Linked DNA regions of Homo sapiens: region 2 is linked to region 1. A link is a loop called in an ENCODE intact Hi-C map of the cell type or tissue named here. Cell type or tissue: tibial artery. All regions are shown on one strand. Links, peaks and the distances in the headings refer to the core of each region. The heading gives the core; the rest is flanking DNA. Region 1 has its middle 8.0 kb from the start of VPS26C. Region 2 overlaps HLCS-AS1 (HLCS antisense RNA 1).

Region 1 (9,355 bases), core at 947-8,946:
TAAATTTTTAAACCAAAAACTGGGATTATAGAATGCAATTGCATTGAGGGAGAGATGGCATCTTGAGTCTTGTACTCCATAAACATGGAATGTTTCTTCTCCATTTATCAGACCTTCTTGTATTTTCTTTCAGCATAACCATGTTTTCAGTGACTGCCTAATATCTTGTTGATTTGAAGGTGTAATGTATCCAACAATGTCCATTTTGCCAATTAGATTGTTTCCACTTTTTCATTATTAATAATTTGCCGTGAATACCATGGTGTTTTTATTAGTCTGTCCTCATGCTGATAATAAAGACATACCTGAGACTGGGTAATTTATAAAAGAAAGAGGTTTAGTGGACTCACGGTTCTGCATGGCTTGGGAGGCCTCATAATCATGGCAGAAGACAAATGAAGAACAAAGTCATGTCTTACATGGCGGCAGGCAAGAGATCTGTGTAGGGGAACTCTGCTTTATAAAGCCATCAGATCTTGTGAGACTTATTCACTATCATGAGAACAGCACAGGAAAAACCTGCCCTCATGATTCAGTTACCTCCCACCGGGTCCCTCCCATGACACGTGGGGATTATTACAAGTCAAAGTGAGATTTGGGTGGGGACACAGAGCCAAACCATATCAGTGTTTAAAAATGTTTTTTTCTCAAATTTAGGATTACTTGATTGCTGGGAAATTTTTTTTCCAAATTTAGGATTAATCTTTACATAGATTCCCAGCAGTCAAATTACTGGGCCAAAGAATATAAACATTTTAAAGGCGTTGGTATATATTTCCAAATTTATTTCTACATGTGTTGTACCATTCACATTGCTATCATCAATGAATGAAATGCCTGTTTCACCACATAGCTGCCAATATTTAGTATTTTTTGCTAATTTAATCTGTGAGTAGAAGATTTCTACTAGAATTTCTTTTATTTCAATTGAAGTGAAACATTTTCCCATATGTCTGCTAACTACTTGATTTCCTCTTTTGCAAACTGTTATTCATGTCCTGTGTCTTAGAGTTCTTATTATAGATGTGAATGTTATCCCCTCTGGTAGTCAAAATTCTAAGAATGACCCCCAATGACCTTCTTCTTTCTATAATCCCCTCCCTTTGAGTGAGGGTGGAAGCTGTGGATATGATGAAATATCACTCCCAAGATTATGTTACCTGGCATGGTTAATCTTCAAATAGGGAGATTTTCTAGGTGGGCCTAATCTAATATCATTAGCCTTTTAAAAGCAGAAAATGTTCTCTGTCTGGCCGCAGAAAGGGCAGTCAAAGAGATTCAAAGCACAAGAAGGATTTGATGCACCATGGCTGGCTTTGATGATGGAGGGGCTCTGCCCACTGATCAGAGAGACGTCTTTAAAAGCTGAGAGTGGTCCCTGCTGACAGTCAGCGAGGGCACGTGACTGGAGTCCTACAACCACAAGGAACTGAATTCTGCCCGTCACCTCAATGAGCTTTCAAGTAGGTGCTTCCCAGAGCCTCCAGGTAATAGCCCAGCCAGGCAGACACCTTGATCTCAACCCTGTTTGACCCTAAGCAGAGAATCCAGTTGAACCCACAGAGCTGTGAGCTAATCAGTGGGTGTTGTTTCGCATCTCTACATTTATAGTTATTTATTACACGGCTGTAGAAAACTAACACATCCTCTGTGGTCAAAATGTGAACTTTTCTTGTCATGTTTGTTGTATATATTTCCCAAAATGTTCTTTCCTTTTTTCTGGGGGGGCGGGGGGGGGCCAGCGTTTCACTCTTGTTGCCCAGGCTGGAATGCAATGGCGCGATCTCGACTCACCGCAGCCTCCACCTCCCGGGTTCAAGTGATTCTCCCCTCTCAGCCTCCCGAGTAGCTGGGGTTACAGGCATGTGCCACCACATCCGGCTAATTTTGTATTTTTGGTAGAGACAGGGTTTCTCCATGTTGGTCAGGCTGGTCTCAAACTCCCAACCTCAGGTGACCCACCTGCCTTGGCCTCCCAAAGTGCTGGGATTATAGGCATGAGCCACTGCGCCCAGCAGTTCTTTCCTTCTTATTATGGGTTTCCCCACTGATGTATAGGAAAATTTTCTATATAATAAATTGACTTTTTTTCTTTTTCTTTTTTTTTTTTTTGAGACATGATCTTGCTTTGTGGCCCAGGCTGGAATGCAGTGATGCGATCACGGTTCACTGCAGCCTCGACCTCCCCGACTCAAGTGATCCTCTGGCCTCAGCTTTCTGCATAGCTGAGACTACAGGCACACGCCGCCATGCCTGGCTAATTTTTGTATTTTTTACATAGGGGTCTCACTATGTTGCCCAACTCCTGGGCTCAAGTGATCCTCCCACCTCAGCATCCCAAAGTGCTGGGATTACAGGCATGAGCCACTGCATCCAGCTGTGGCTATGTTTTTCCTTTGTGATGTTTCTTTTTTGTTTGTTTGTTTTTTGTTTTTGTTTTTGTTTTGAGACGCAGTCTCGCACTGTCACCCGGGCTGGAGTGCACTGGCACGATCTCGGCTCACTGCAACCTCCGCCTCCCGGGTTCAAGCAATTCTCCTACCTCAACCTCCCAAGTAGCTGGGATTACAGGCACATGCCGCCACGCCCAGCTGATTTTTGTATTTTTCAGTAGAGATGGGGTTTCACCATCTTGGCCAGGCTGGTCTCAAACTCCTGACCTTGTGATCCGCCCGCCTCGGCCTTCCAAAGTGCTGGAATTACAGGCGTGAGCCACTGCACCTGGCCTCCTTTGTGATGTTTCTATCAGTCATGTAGAAAGTCTTCCTACCTCTACCCCACTGAAGTTTTAACAATTCCATTGTATTTCTCTTTTCTGTGTGGTTTAATTTTTTAAATTAAAATTTTTTTAAATTAGCTAAAACATTTACATGGATACAGAGTCAAAATTCTATGACATAACATGCAGAGATGTCTTGCTTCTCTTCCTGTCTCCCTGCCCTATTCTGTCTTTTCCCCTTCGGTAATCATTTGATCTGGTCACCTACTGCCGCATCACAAACCACCTCAAAACTCAGTGGCTTAGGACAATGGCCACTGTATTATTTTTCACAATTCTACTGGTGGACTGTGGCTCAGCTGAGTGGTCCTTTTGCCAGTCTCACTTTGTGTCGTTCACGTGACTGCAGTTTTATGGCAGTGGAGTGGAAATCCCGAGATGGCTTCATGTGTATGTTGGGTCCTTGTGGACATGGCAGGAGGGCCATTCTTGGTGGCTACGCTGGGGGAGCTGGGGTTTTCTCTCTCTCTCCCACCCCTTCTTTCTCCATATTGTTCAGGGCCTCTCCTCTTTGTGGTCCTTCAACAGTGTCTCCATCAGGGTCACTGGGCTCCTTACATCATACTCAGCCCTCCCAGCATGTAAAAGCAGAAGTTGCCAGGTCAGGCCTTTTTTTTTTTCGAAATAGGGTCTTGCTCTGTCATCCAGGCTGGAATGTAGTGGTGTAATCATAGGTCACTGCAGCCTCAAACTCCTGGGCTCAAGCAATCCTCCCACCTCAGCCTCCTGAGTAGCTGGGATTACAGGCGCATGCCACTGTGACCAGCTAATTAAAAAAATTTTGTTGTTGTTGTTGTAGAGATAGGTCTCACTGGGTTGCCCATGCTGGTCTCAAAATCCTGACCTCAAGCGATCCTCCCACCTTGGCTCATAGTTTTGGGACTACAGGCATGAGCCACTGTGCCAGGCCTGTTGCCAGGCCTTTTTAAGATTTAGGTGCAGAGGCTGGGTGCGGTGGCTCATGCCTGTAATCCCAGCACTTTGGGAGGCTGAGGCAGGGGGATAACCTCAGATTGGGAGTTCGAGACCAGCCCGACCAACATGGAGAAACCCCATCTCTACTAAAAATACAAAAGCAGCAGAGCATGGGGTGCATGCCTATAATCCTAGCCACTCGGGAGGCTGAGGCAAGAGAATTGCTTGAACCCGGGAGGTGGAGGTTGCGGTGAGCTGAGATCACGCCATTGCACTCCAGCCTGGGCGACAAGAGCAAAACTCTGTTTAAAAAAAAAAAAGATTTAGGTGCAGAACTCTCACTGCCTTCCACTGGCTAAAATGAGTCCCAGGTGCCACTCTCTGTATGACACGTCCTAGGCTCCTCCTCCTCCCCCTGCCCCCCACCGGTTCATCTCTTTTGAGATTTGTTCTGGCTATTCTCCCTTATTTATTATTCCAAATAAATTTTATAATCAACCTGCCTGGCTCCATAAATAAATTAATATTTTTGTTAGTGTTAATTTAAATATATAAATTAAGCAGAGGAGACTTAACATTTTTATGATGTTACACTTTCCTATCCAAGATAATGGTATGTTTGCCTTCTGTTCAAATCTACTGTGACGTCTCATGCAAGACTTTAGTAGTTTTTCTCATATAAGTTTTCCATACTTTTCATTAAGTCTGTGCCTTAACTTGTTTTATTATTTCCTGAACTCTTTAATCCAACTAGGTCTTTTCTTCTCTCTCTTCCTTTTTTTTGATATATGCTGTTATGGTAAAATCTAAATGAATTTTTCTTCTAAATAGCATTTAGTGTAATATCATTTACTGAGTAATCCCCTGTTCTTTATAGATTTGCAATGCCTCTTTTATCATTTATTGAAATTTCATATACAACTTGAATATATACAATAAAAAATAAATAGGCCGGGCGTGGTGGCTCACACCTGTAATCCCAGCACTTTGGGAGGATGAGGCGGGCAGATCATCACAAGGTCAGAAGATAGAGACTATCCTGGCTAACACGGTGAAACCCCGTCTGTACTAAAAATACAAAAAATTAGCCGGGCGTGGTGGCTGCGCCTGTAGTCCCAGCTACTCGGGAGGCTGAGGCAGGAGAATCCCTTGAACCCGGGAGGCCGAGGTTGCAGTGAGCCGAGATCGTGCCACTGCACTCCAGCCTGGGTGACAGAGTGAGACTCCGTCTCAAAAATAAATAAATAAATAAATAAATAAATAAATAAATAAATAAATAATCCTATACATAATATGTTGGGATCTGTTCTGAATGATCTGTCCTATCCAATTGCTCTTATGTCAGGATGATGCTCTTTTAATTCTTACAGTTATACTATATTTTATGCCTAGTAAAAACCTTTCTCCTACAATTAGCTCTTTAAAGAGATGTCATTTCAAAATACTTCTTTATTTTTTCAGAAGAATTTTAACAGAATTTCATTGAATTTCCTCATGAAAAATTTTATTAGGATATTGAGAGTAATTAGCTCTAAAAATTAATTGTATACAACTGGACATTTTAAAATAGATTTTCTATTCAGAAATACTGTAAATCTCTATTTTGCCATATTTCACATTTCTTAATTCAGCCTTATAGCTTTTCTCATGTAACTAAAACATAGATCACATTCAAATTACTCCAAATATTTTATATTTTGATTGCTATTGAGAATACAGTCTGTATCTTCATTTTATTTTCTAACTGGTTGTTGCTGTTAAATCGTAATGCCTATTGATTTTTGCATACGTAGGCTGTTTCAAAATTTACAGGCATACATATAGATGACCAAAAAAGTACCAGTCTTCATTTCTCTATAAATTAACCCAGTTTAGCTCCCCAGTAACCATTTCTGCTGAGGACAGGGGAGAAGAAAATCAGTCTCATTATTCAGTTGGAACCCAGCTGATAGCCAGTGTTTTAGAATTCTCTTTTCACATCCTCAGTCTCCTTCTTACCTTTCCCCAAAAGCATTCTACTTGGGATGGAGAGAGGCATATGGTTCAAAAATGCCATGTCCCTTGCCTATCTGCCAACGTCCCAGCTGGAGTGTCTCAAAATCCCATCTCTGCACAGGCAATAGCACACTAGAGGGACCGCTAGAAAGAGCCGGGACTCCCCCTTGGCTGACTCAGCCCATACCTCTAACTTTTGGGTTATTTTAATCATTTGATTCTTCTCTCTCGAGCTCCGAGTTTCCTGTCATGTTTTCTATTGCCCTGCGCATTTCTAACCCCAACTGGGACGTTGACTCCAAGCATGAAATACAGCTGGATCCCACCCCAGGAGCTACTTCTGCTCTTCTCATTCTATTCCCCTTCCTCTAGACCAAACCATGTTTCAGATCTTTGGCAAAGTGCTCTTCAACACACATTTTTTGCTTCAGGGTATAAACTTGATGGAGAGAGAGTTGAGGGGCACCTGCTGGGAATGACAAGGAATTTTAAAAATACTTCAGCTTAATATTTCAAAAATATTATCCTACTTTGTAAATTTATCTTCTCTTCTTTTGTTATGGAACTCAAGTGTATACAAAGGCAGAGTGAATGAGTGAATAAAACCTTTCCTCCTCCTCCTCCTGTACCCCTTCCCTCTTCCTCCATTTCCTCCCCTCCTTCTCCGCCCCTCCCCATCCTACTTTCTCCCCTCCCCCCTCCTCCTTCTCCACCCCTCCTCATCCTCCTCTTTCTCCCCTCCCCCTCCTCCTCCTTCTCCCTCTTCCTCCTCCTAGAGTTATTTAGAAGCAAATCCCAGATAGCATATCATTTCACTCTGACCAAATTTCCAAACTTTTTCCAATAATTTTTCAGAGGATTCTTTTTTTACCTGTATCCCATAGGTTTTGGTGTGAAGCATTCATACTTTGTTATTTTTAGTCTGGTATCATATTTTTACTTGTTTCTTGACAAATAAGAAACAAATATTGTATTTTAATCACATTTTAATAAAAAATTTATATAAAATATAAAATTTATATATAAATTTTATTTTTATAAAATTCATTAAACATTTTTATATAAATTTTTATGTATGTTTACATTTTAAAATTCTATTTTATTTTCTAATTTTATTTATTTTATTTTATTTTAATTAATTTTTTTTTTAGATGAAATCTCACTCTGTCACCCAGGCTGGAGTACAGTGACGTGATCTCAGCTCACTACAACCTCTGCCTCCCAGGTTCAAGTGATCCTCTAGCCTCAGCTTCCCGGGGACCTGGGATTACAGGCCTGCGCCACCACGCCTGGCTAATTTTTGTATTTTTAGTACCGATGAGGTTTCACCATTTTGGCTAGGCTAATGTCGAACTCCTGACCTCAGATGATCCACACTCCTTGGCCTCCCAAAGTGCTGGGATTACAGGTGTGAGCCACCACACCTGGCTAATTTATCTTTAATTTAAATTTTATTTTAAAATTTTATTTTTCTTTATTTATATATAAATTTCATATATATTGTTTATAAAAAACAAATATTGTATTTTTATGTGTTTGTTTACAAAGAATGCTTCACATTTTGTTATTTGAGAAAGTGTGTCTTAACTGCCAAGTGGTGTAAGTTGTGGTAGTTAAGGTATCCAGGACATCCTTAATCAAACTTGTACATAATCAACATTGAGATGTTCTTAGTGGCCATACATGCAATTGTCTCAGTCCATTCATGCTGTTATAACAAAATACCACAGAGTGGGTAATTTCTAAACAATAGAAGTTCATTTCTCATAGTTCCGAAGACTGGGAAGTTTAAGAACAAGGTACCAGCACGTTGTGTCTGGTTCCACTCTGCTTCCAAGATGGCGCCTTGAATGCTGAGTCCTCCAGAAGGGACAAATGCCATGTCCTCTCTTGGCAGAAGGGACAGAAGGGCAAAAGGACTAGCTAGCTCCCTTCCATTCCTTTTATAGGGCACTAATCCCATCTATGAGGATGGTGTTCTGGGTTGAATTGTTTCCCTGCCAAATTAAGGTCCTAGCCCTTGGTACTTCAGAATGTGACGGTATTTGGAAGTAGGGTCTTTACAAAGGTAATCAAGTTAAAAGGGGGTCATTAGTGGACCTTAATACAAGATGACTGGTGTATTTAGAAAAAGGGCAAGTTTGGAGTCAGACATTGATACAGAAAGAACATCACGTGAACATGAAGATACATTTTATTTTATTTTTTGAGACAGGGTCTCGCTCTGTCGCCCAGGCCAGAGTGCAGTGACATGATCTTGGCTCACTGCAACCTCTGCCTCCCAGGCTCAAGCGATCCTCCCACCTCAGCTTCCCAAGTAGCTGGGACTACAGGCATGCGTCACCACATCCAGCTAATTTTTATATTTTTGTAGAGATGGGGGGTTTCGCCATGTTGCCCAGGCTAGTCTCGAACTCCTGGGCTCAAGGGATCCTCCTGCCTTGACCTCCCAAAGTGCTGGGATTACAGGTGTGAGCCACTGTGCCCAGCCATGAAGACACATTTTTTAAAGATAGAGTGAGGAGACATAAGAGGGCCACCTAAAAGCCAAGGAGAGAGAACTGGAACAGATTCTTTCCTCACCGTCCTCAGAAGAACAACCCTGCTGACATCTTGATTTTGAACTTGCAGCCTCCAGAAGAGTGAAAGAATAAATTTCTGTTGTTTGAAGCCACCCAGTTTGTGGTACTTCGTTGTGGCAGCCGTAGCAAACTAAAGCATTATACTATTCTGCAATAGTTTTAATATTCTATCTTCACCATCAGTTGATACAATGACCCCCCATTCCTCTCTTTAAGATTGCCTTTGACTATGACATTGCACCTCTGCTGGATTTTCCCATTTGATTGGCAGTCTTTTGTCCAGTCTTTTGATTAAGATCATGAGCCCCCCATTGTTATGCACCCAGGCGTTTGTTGTGTGCATGTATGTAGCGCATTGATCAGCAATTGCCTATATGAACTCTGGAGTCAGAATTGGTGGCTGCCACTTAGTTGCTCTATGACCTTGGGCAAGTACATTAATCTTTCTGTGCCTGTCTTCCCTTTTGTAAGGTGAGGAAATAGTAATTTTTCCTGTATCACAAGAGTGTCTTGAGGGTTATTATGAGGGTTATTATGAAACTAGCATAACTGGATTGTTGAGGTTAGGTTGCCAGAAGGCAGAATACGAGATGGAGATTTAACATGCAGGAAGTTTATTGGGGAGATGCTCTCAGGATCAACAGGCGCACAGGGTTTGGGTGTAGGAAGCAGGATTCAATGCGGAGCGTAGTGGTTTAAAATATGTCCTCAAATTCTTTGACCCTCCCTTCCATAGGTAGAGCTAAATTCCCCTTCCCAAATGGAATTAGTGGGATTTAGTGACTGTCTTCTGATGAAGAGAAGAAAAGTAGATGTCCTTCAGATACTTGGCCTCACAGGGCATTGCAGCTCCCTAATTGCACTCTCTCTTGATTGACTGGTCTGGGAGAAGCTAGCTGCCATACTGTGAGGCTTCTCAAGCAGCCTGTGGAGTGGAAGTGAGTGCTCCCAACCTCAGCCATGTGAGGGAGCCATCTTGGAACTGGATCTTCCAGCCGACAACAGGCCTTCAGACAACTGCAAGAATCTGACACCTTGAGCCAGGAACACCCAGGGAAGCTGCTCCTGAGTTCCCAACTCGCAG
Region 2 (9,355 bases), core at 396-8,395, 300 kb after region 1:
TATGCGTGTGTGTGTGTGTGTGACTGACTTCCTTAAAACAGTAATGACTTACTGATAGTCAGCTATTGTACAGAAAGGGTATCACAAACCTCTTTGTCTTTTGGATCATGCCTCTGTTTTCAGAGCAGGTTGTTTTCCCAGGTGATTTTGATGACATCCCACCTGCAGCTTTTTAGATGTGTCCAAGTTGGGGACAATCCCGGCCTGTTCAACTGACCTGGATACAAAGGCTGTCAGGGCTGGCAGTGGTGCACCTTGAACCTTCTGCCACTCTTGCGTCTTGGATCTTGAGTTTCATTTCTATTTTTGTCGGGTATAGAGCATTCTTTGCTCTTGGTTGCCTAGTTTATCCAGAGAAGGACTTTGGGGCCAAAAGGACACAAATTCAAACATCAGTTTCCCCACCTAATTATGGGAGCTCAAGTTCTAAAATTCAACTGTTCTAAAATTCAGTTTCTTCCTTTGCAAGATGGGGACAATAATGGTCACCATGCAGAGTTGTTGAGGGATTAAATGTATCCAGTAATTGGCATAGCACCTCGTGTGCAGGAGGTGCAGAATGAACGTGGAATAAGTGAATGGCTGCCAATGAGGGAGACCCGGTTAGGTGGGTCCAATGGAAGGTCTTTTTCTTTTCTTTTTAGAGATGGGGTCTCTTCTGTTGCCCAGGCTGGAGTGCAGTGGTATGAACATGGATCACTACATCCTGGAACTCCCGGGCTCCAGCAGTTCTCCCGCCTCAGCCTCCCAAGTAGCTGGGGCTATAGGCACGTGCCACCATGCCTGGCTAATTTTTAAATTTTTTGTAGAGATGGGGTCTCACTATGTTGCTTAGGCTCAGTGGAAGGTCTTGAATGCCAGGCAAGACTGCCTGCACTTTCTGGGGTGGGGGCAGGCACTGCAGGAGTTTGAGAAGCAGGAGTGATGGGATGAGCGCTGTGCTTTAGGCAGTCAAGTGCAGAGTGTGCTGGATGAGGCAGAACCGTGGGAAACAGGGGACGGGCACCGGGAATCATCCAGCAGGCTGTCGTGCTAGTGCCTGTTCTGGTGAGGGCTGAGCTGGGCCTGGACTAGAAAGAAGGGACCATGTGAGACTGTGCAGAGGTCCCGCCTACCAACTGCTATGGAAATAAACAAGACACAGGGGCTGGAGAAGTTGGGACTCCAAGATGCATGAATTCTGGGTCCTAGTGAAAAGGTGAACAAGTCATGAACAGAGATAAGAGAAATCAGGATAAAGAGATAATTTGTGGGAGGAAAAAATGCATTTGGTTTTATTCATGTTGCCTTTGAGATGCTGACAGACTATCCAAGCAGAGACAAGTGGAAGAGATGATTGCGGCGCCAGAGCCTGGGAGAGGCCAGAGCTGGCCATGAGGACTGAGCGTCACTGCCAGAGGTCACCAAGGAAGAGAACATAGAGGAGGCCAGAAGTTGGGGGCAGAGGCTCACTTATGGCCGACAGTTGAGAGAGGGGTTAGAGACAGAGACGGAGAACTTGGATGTGCTGGTTCGCAAGGGCTGCTATAACTAAGTATTGCAGACTGGGGCTTCAACAACAGAAATTCATTTCCCCAGTTCTGGAAGCTAGAAGTCCAAGATGAAGGTGTGGGCGGGGTTGGTTTCTCCTGAGGCCTCTCTCCTTGGCTTGGAGATGGCTGTCTTCTCCCTTTGTCCTTACAGGATTGTCCCCCTGTGCATGTCTGTGTCTAGTCTCCTCTCCTTATAAGGATACCAGTCATAACAGATTAGGTGATGACCTCATTTCACCTTAATGACTATTTTATCCTTATAAGGATACCAGTCATAACAGATTAGGTGGTGACCTCATTTTACCTTAATGACTATTTTAAAGTACCTGTCTCCTGATGCAGTCCCATTCTGAGGTACTGGGGGTTAGAACTTCAACATTAGAATTTGGGGGGACACAGTTCAGCCCATTAACCCTGGAACAGAAGCAGAATATTGAATTTTAAAAGAACCCAAGGGAGGAGTTTCAGGAAGGCCAGGGGCTGGCTGTGGCCTGTTTGTCTTAGACACACCCTTGCCTCCTGCCGCCTCTCTATCTCTCTCCTCTGGTCCACAAGGAGGTTCCTGGAGGCTCTTCTGCCGTGGGGCCTCTAGTGAAGTTCCGCCATGGGGCGTTGGGCTGGAGGTGTGGAGCGGCTACAGTATTTTTCCGCCTTCTTCCCCTGCTGATGTCTCCAGCAGCAGTTGTTTCTCTGTGGCTCCATCTCCCACAGCACTGATCTGTGGGTTCCAGCTTCCACCAGGGGACCCTGGATCCCGGGCGACGGTAACTTGACCTGTGTTGTGTGCCCTCAGCCCTACAGAGGGTCGCGGCTTCTGCTCTTTCTATTCCCTGGGTTGCCTCACTGTCCCTTCTGTGGTGTGTGTCCGTTTGTTTATTTATTTATTTATTTCAGACGGAGTTTCACTCTTGTTGCCCAGGCTGGAGTGCAAGGGCATGATCTTGGCTCACTGCAACCTCCGCCTCCCAGGTTCAAGCGATTCTCCTGCCTCAGCCTCCCAAGTAGCTGGGATTACAGGTGCCTGCCACCATGCCCGGCTAATTTTTTGTATTTTTAGTAGAGACGGGGTTTCACCATGTTGGCTAGCTGATCTCAAACTCCTGACCTCAGGTGATCCACCCGCCTTGGCCTCCCGAAGTGCCGGGATTACAGGCATGAGCCACAGTGCCCTCCCTTGTCTGGTGTTTTGTCATGTTGTAGCCAGCTCTCTGTATTAAATCCCCTCTGAGTATCTAGTAGTTTTTGTTGATTGGTAGAAATAGCATGGTCAGGAATGCCAGGTACTGCAGAAAGATGGAAGGGATGGAAATGGAAAATGGTCAGATCTTTGAGCAATGGGGGTAGAGCCCAGAATTCCAGGGCTTGAGAAGGGGATTTCTGCCAAACCGATGGGTGTATACCAATTCTCATGAAGGTCTTAATTTGGACCTACTTTGAGACTGCATACTTTTTCATATTTATCAGACAGCTGGGTACAGTCTGTTTTTGAAGTGCTTTTTCAGCTTTAGCTGTCCTCCTTTTTTGGTTTTCTGACTTTTCCTCATTGATTTGGAGTTCTTTGTATATTCTAGATATGAATCCTTTATCAGTTATGTGTGTTACAAATACCTATTCTCATTCCAGAGCTGCTAAAAAAAAAAAAAAAAAAAAAAAAAGACAGGGTCTTTCTCTGTCGCTGAGGCTGGAGACCAGTGGTGCGATCACAGCTCACTGAAGCCTTGACCTTCTGGGCTCAAGTGATCCTCCTACCTCAGCCTCCCGAGAAGCTGTCACCACAGGCATGCACCACCATGCTTGGCTAATTTAAAAAAATGTTTTGTTTTTTTTTTCATAGAGATGGGGTTTCCCTGTGTTGCCCACGCTGGTCATGAACTTCTGGACTCAAATGATCCTCCCACTTTGGCCTCCCAAACTGTTGGGATTACAGGCATGAGCCACTGTGTCTGCCCCCAAGTCCTTTTTAAATTAAATTTCCTTTTTATACATTTCAGTGGCCTGATTATGTAATTCTTATCAATCTAGCAGATTCAGTATATTAATATGGCAAACCTAATAATATTCCCTTAGATGTTTCAATACTATTCATAAACTCAGTAAGATTTCAATATAGAAGTACCCATTTCAAATTAGTTATAAGAATGTACTTAAAACAGCCACATACTCTAACACACTTCAAGTATATATAAGACCAAAAATATGCATAGATTCCTTATTAATACAGAAATATAAATCTATGGCTTTGCTTCTTTCAAGCCTTTCTATATGTAACTCAGTTTTACTGGATTAGGAGATGGATACTGTACAGTTACTGTCCTAGTTAACTGAGGCCATTGTCCATCAGAGGTTTCACTGGGTTTCTTTCCTCAGTCTTTAAGGAGACAGTGAATCCTACTTATTGTCATTCTGTCAACAATTCTGAAATCTCAAGGAGGGTGAGGCCAGGCACGACACATGCCTGTAATCCCAATGCTTTGGGAGGCTGAGGCAGGAGGACAGCTTGAGGTTAGGGGTTCAAGAGCAGCCTGGGTGGTAGGGCAAGACCCTGTCTTTTAAAATAATAATAAAAAAATTAAATTCAAAAGAAGGAAGATGATCTCTTAGCCTCTTTTAGTTGAAGTTAGAACATTACTTACCTCTGCTTGCTCATAGAAGTCTGTAGCTCCCACATAGACTGATAAATTCTCAGGATGAATTTAATTTTTACAATCTTTGGAATGAATAAAATCTTGTACCATGTCCTGTTTTTAGGCTGATCCAACTCTGAAGGAGTCTTAAACCAGATGCGATGAGCTTTGGTTCTCTCCCGCGACTCTGTGCTTCGGAATCCCAGCTTTAGGGTCTTTGTATTGATGCCCTCTTGGGTCACAAACAACCTTCTAAAGGAAGAATTTGCCACCTACTAATCTTTATCAATACAACAAATGAATCAATACAAACATAACCAAATAACGAGACTCAGCAGTAACACATTTTATCCTACATTCTTTTCGAATATTTAAATTTTATTGAGGATAACCATGGATTTCATGGCTCTTCATTTTTTTTTTTTTTTTTGAGATGGAGTCTTTTTCTGTCACCCAGGCTTGAGTGCAGTGGTGCAATCTCGGCTCACTGCAACCTCTGTCTCCTGGGTTCAAGTGATTCTCCTGGCTCAGCCTCCTGAGTAGGTGGGACTGCAGGTGTATGCCACTGCGCCTGGCTAAGTTTTGTATTTTTAGTAGAGATGGGGTTTCGCCATGTTGCCCAGGCTGGTCTTGAACTCTTGATTTCAGGTGATCTGCCCGCCTCAGTCTCCCAGAGTGGTAGGATTACAGGTGTGAGCCACCGCGCCCAGCCGGCTCTTGAAAATTGGGTACCTTCATAATTGGGTGTATTTCAATTTGATACTCAAATCGTCCTGATTTGGCACTTCTAGCTTGTCTCCTGCATCCTTCTGCCTGGACCTATTTTTCTTTGAAGCTTCTCCTGCTTCCTAGCATAAGATGTTCCAGCTTATCTGGTATCTCTTGAACACCAGAATCAGTGATTTCTCCAAGGATTTCTAGTTCCTTGTAATGAGGAGAAGAGCACCCATTCAAGAATCTGAGCACTCAGGTGCATCTTGGGGTAAGGCTACTCTGAGGCCATCTCAGTGAAAGAGCTAGGAAAGATAATTATTTTCCTCTTAAAGACATGAGTTCAAATGCATATTTCCAATAGTTAAAGATGTTCTAATTTAAATTCTTTTGATGCTCTAAATATTGTCTACTTTTCTCTTTATTTTGATTAACAAAATAAAATTACTTTTTGCTTGATTTGACGATTGTTCCAAAAACAAGAACATGTTAATATACGTATTAAAGTTACTGAATAGAGATCAAGATTTTCTTTTCTTTCTTTTTTTTTTTTTGAGATGGAGTCTTGCTCTGTCGCCCAGGCTGGAGTGCAGTGGCGCAATCTTGGCTCACTACAAGCTCCGCCTCCTGGGTTCACGCCATTCTCCTGCCTCAGCCTCCTCAGTAGCTGGGATTACAGGCGCCCGCCACCACGCCTGGCTAACTTTTTTGTATTTTTTAATAGAGACGGGGTTTCACTGTGTTAGCCAGGATGGTCTCGATCTCCTGACCTCGTGATCTGCCCATCTTGGCCTCCCAAAGTGCTGGGATTATAGGCGTGAGCCACTGTGCCCGGCGAAGATTTTCTACATAGTTCCTTGGTTCTTAGAAAGTATCCCAGGCTGGGCACGGTGGCTCACGCTTGTAATCCCGGTACTTTGGGAGGCCGAGGCGGGTAGATTGCTTGAATCCAGGAGTTCGAGACAAGCCTGGGCAACATGGCAAAATCCTGTCTCTACAAAAAAATATAAAAATTAGCCAGGTGTGGTGGCATGTGCCTGTAATCCCACAACTTTGGGAGGCTAAGGTGGGCAGATGGCTTGAGCTCAGGAGTTGGAAACCAGCCTGGGCAACAGGGTAAAACCTTGTCTCTACAAAAAATACAAAAATTAGCCAGGTGTGGTGGCTCATGCCTGTAATCCCAACACTTTGGGAAACTGAGGAGGGAGGATTGCTTGAGCCCACGAGGTCGAGGCTGCAGTGAGTCGGGATTGCACCACTGCCCTCCAGCCTGGGTGACATAGCAAGACCCTGTCTCAAAAACAAACAAAACAAGCTATCCTTCTCAGCTCTGGCCATTTGACTGATGAGAATTCTGAATGCTCTCCAAGTTCAAACAGGTACTGAGTTAATGTCAGTATGATAGGCTTTCCCTGGGGAAGTTCTGCCATGTATTTAATGGGGGATAGGACAGTAAACACTCTACTCTCTCTTGTCCCCAAACTATTATTCCCAGGGCATGCCTTCCTAAGGGCAAGAAACTAGAGACTTTTTGAGTCTGTGGAGACTTTTCCTATAGAAAGCCGGTCATGTTGATGGGTTTCAGAGGTGGTCTTCAGTGGCTAGCTGGGTCATTCTTGTTCCTTTCTGCAGTGTTCTTATAAATGACAAAGTCTTGCTTCTAAATCCCTAGTCTGACCGGGCGCGGTGGCTCACGCCTGTAATCCCAGCACGTTGGGAGGCTGAGGTGGGACGATCACCTGAGGTTAGGAGTTTGAGACCAGCCTGGCCAACATGGTGAAACCCCATCTCTACTAAAAATACACAAATTAGCCAGGTGTGGTGGCATGTGCTTGTAATCCCAGCTACTCGGGAGGCTGAGGCAGGAGAATCACTTGAACTTGGGAGGCGGACGTTGCAGTGAGCTGAGATCGCGCTGCACTCCAACCTGGGCAAGTGAGACTTCATCTAAAAAAAAAAAAAAAAATCCCTAGTCTGTGGTCTTATTTTCCACATCATTTTGGAAATGTCTTATTAGAGTCTAGAGTAGCCCAGACCCAGGGAATGACAGAGGAAGATGTTAGCAGTGCTTCTCTAACTTTAATGTGTTTGTGAGTCTCCTGGGATTTTGTCAAAATGCAGACGCTGATTTGGGGTTGGGTGGGGCCTAGGATTCCGCTTTTCTTGCGAGCTTCCAAGTGATGCTGCTGCTGCTGCTCTAAGGACCACACTTTGAGCAGTGAGGGACTACAGGATGAGGATCAGGTGCATACACATTAATATCCCTTGGTGTATTATTTTTGCATCCTTCCCCTATTCCTTTGTTATATAGGGGTGATGAAACTCAACTCTATCCTTGACCTTTGCAAAATGAAATCATTTTAGGGCGGGATCATAAACAGAGCTTGTTATGTGACTGTTTCACTTCTCACTGTGCCCTTCATATCTTCCTCCCTCTATTCCTTCCCCAGGCATGAATGGTATCAGTACTCTTCAATGCAAGGGTCAGCTCATGTTGAACCATGGTGGTCCCCATGCTTTTAACCTAGAATTGGTATACAGGATTGACCCCAAAATGTAATTTTCCCATGATGTATTCTGAGACCATATCTCGAAACACCTAAGGGTAAACCTAGAAAATTCCTATTGGCCAGGTGGAGTTAGAGTACCTGTGGGAAGGTGTGGTCTCAAAACCCTTAGGGAATTTGGAAAAACTGGAGATGTTGGTCACCTTCAGATAGAGGAGATGACCTCTCCATACCTAGCAGGGGTGGGGAGTGGTCCTTATAGCCATAATTCAGCAAACTTCAAGAAGGCTATCTGAAAGGTTGTTCAGTGAAACATTTAGGATTTATCACTGTTGAGCACTTTTCATCTTCAAATTCCTGACTTGTAGTCCTGTGTTGTCCTGGAGTGGCCAAGTCTCTCCTCAGCGGGAACTGCACGTCCTTCTCCAGTGACACAATTTTAAGGTCTTGTTACCATGCAGGAACCCACTTTCCGGCTGCCACTGTCCTGTAGAGAAGTGTAGGATATGGCTTTAGTCCTGTTTATCACTTTGTTTTTCTTCTATTTCTGGTCCACAGAGATGCTTGCTTTTAAGCCCAGTTATTTCTTTTTGGATTTTCTCTCTTTTAAAAATCTATCGCTATATGCAAGGGGGAAAATATACTATGTTATCTAACCAAAAGTCTGAAGTTCTGGGAGTGGGTGTTCTATGCAGCTATATTAAAGCAGATGAACAAATGGCCAAGGTACTTTAAAAATCTATCTTTATGGCTAGGCGCCATGGCTCAAACTTGTAATCCCAGCACTTTGGGAGATCCAGGCAGGAGTTTGACTGCTCGAGACCAGGAGTTTGAGACCAGCCTGGGCGACACAGCGAGACCCTGTCTCTATGAAAAATAATTTCTAAAAAATTAGCTGGGCATGGTGGCCAGGAAGATCACTTCAGCTCAGAGTTCGAAGCTGCAGAGAGCTGTGATTATGCCACGGCACTCCAGCCTGGGCGACAGAACGAAACCTTGTCTCTTAAAAAAAATCTATCCTAGCTGGGCGCGGTGGTTCACGCCTGTAATCCCAGCACTTTGGGAGGCAGAGGCGGGTGGATCACCTGAGGTCAGGAGTTCGAGACCACCCTGGCCAACGTGGTGAAACCCTGTCTCTACTAAAAATACAAAAGTTAGCCAGGCATGGTGACGGGCACCTGTAATCCCAGCTACTCGGGAGGCTGAGGCAGGAGAATCGCTTGAACCCAGGAGGCAGAGCTTGCAGTGAGCCGAGATTGCACCACTGCACTCCAGCCTGGGTGACAGAGAGAGACTGTCTCAAAAACAAACAAACAAAAACTATCCTTAGATTAAGACATGGACGTGGTGTACATGATTGCTTTTGCTGCATCTTGCCACCTATTTTCAGCGAGGGCCAGAATAGGAAGCCACTGGATGGAATTCTTTGCTGTGCTTCGCAGCTGTTCAGAACACGTTCTTTACATAATGCCTTTTAAAGAAATGAGGTTCTATGGGAGAAGCCTCTGTGTCAGGACTAATTATGCTTCCCTTGGAGACAAGAACACCAAATCATGGTGATGTTTTCCTTTTCCCACTGGTGTTAGGATGCTTACAGTCAAACTGTTGACCCACATGTAGCAAGAACACCATAGGGAGCCTTCCTGGCACAGCCTTTTTAGAGGCAGCCTTCTTGGTGCTTATCTGTCTTCAATTTCTGTTTCCTGTCCTTATTTAAAAAAACATTATTGCATCCCGTGAATGTATGTGATTGACCTTAAAATCTTTTGCATGAAGGCTTAGTATAATTTAATAAAAACGGCCTTATCTTATTTTCCCAAGTCGACTGGGTAGCGGCTGTGGAGCGCTCTGGGACTCCCGGTGTGCTGCTGGTTAGTAAAGGTTGGCCTTGGCAGCTATGAACATAGGCAGAGCCCCCTCCTCAATCCGCCTCCCACCCCTCCAAGGAAGGGAGGCCGGACTTGGCTTAAACAGGTCGGGC

The links. A loop is a pair of places that touch in the nucleus more often than their neighbours do. Peaks named below come from ENCODE experiments on the same cell type or tissue, not always from the same donor. Only the 100,000 strongest peaks of a DNase experiment are listed, where the experiment ranks them.
Region 2: a loop joins it to region 1, with 8 times the contacts of the local background. A loop is called at or near these places in 7 of 110 quality-filtered maps.

The regions. Positions count from the first base shown.
Region 1 is chr21:37,270,617-37,279,971 of GRCh38, reverse strand. No RefSeq gene overlaps it. Among named protein-coding and RNA genes, the nearest start is that of VPS26C, 8.0 kb to the right of the region's middle. In tibial artery, for the core only: no CTCF peak of the experiment used is centred there; a DNase peak (open chromatin) is centred at 5,931; H3K27me3 peaks cover 258 bases.
Region 2 is chr21:36,967,060-36,976,414 of GRCh38, reverse strand. It overlaps HLCS-AS1 (HLCS antisense RNA 1), which reads right to left. Exons shown (of 4, transcript NR_186434.1): 2 at 7,608-7,861; 3 at 4,166-4,408; 4 at 1,247-2,815. It also overlaps a transcript of HLCS not described here. Among named protein-coding and RNA genes, the nearest start is that of HLCS, 5.1 kb to the right of the region's middle. In tibial artery, for the core only: no CTCF peak of the experiment used is centred there; no DNase peak of the experiment used is centred there.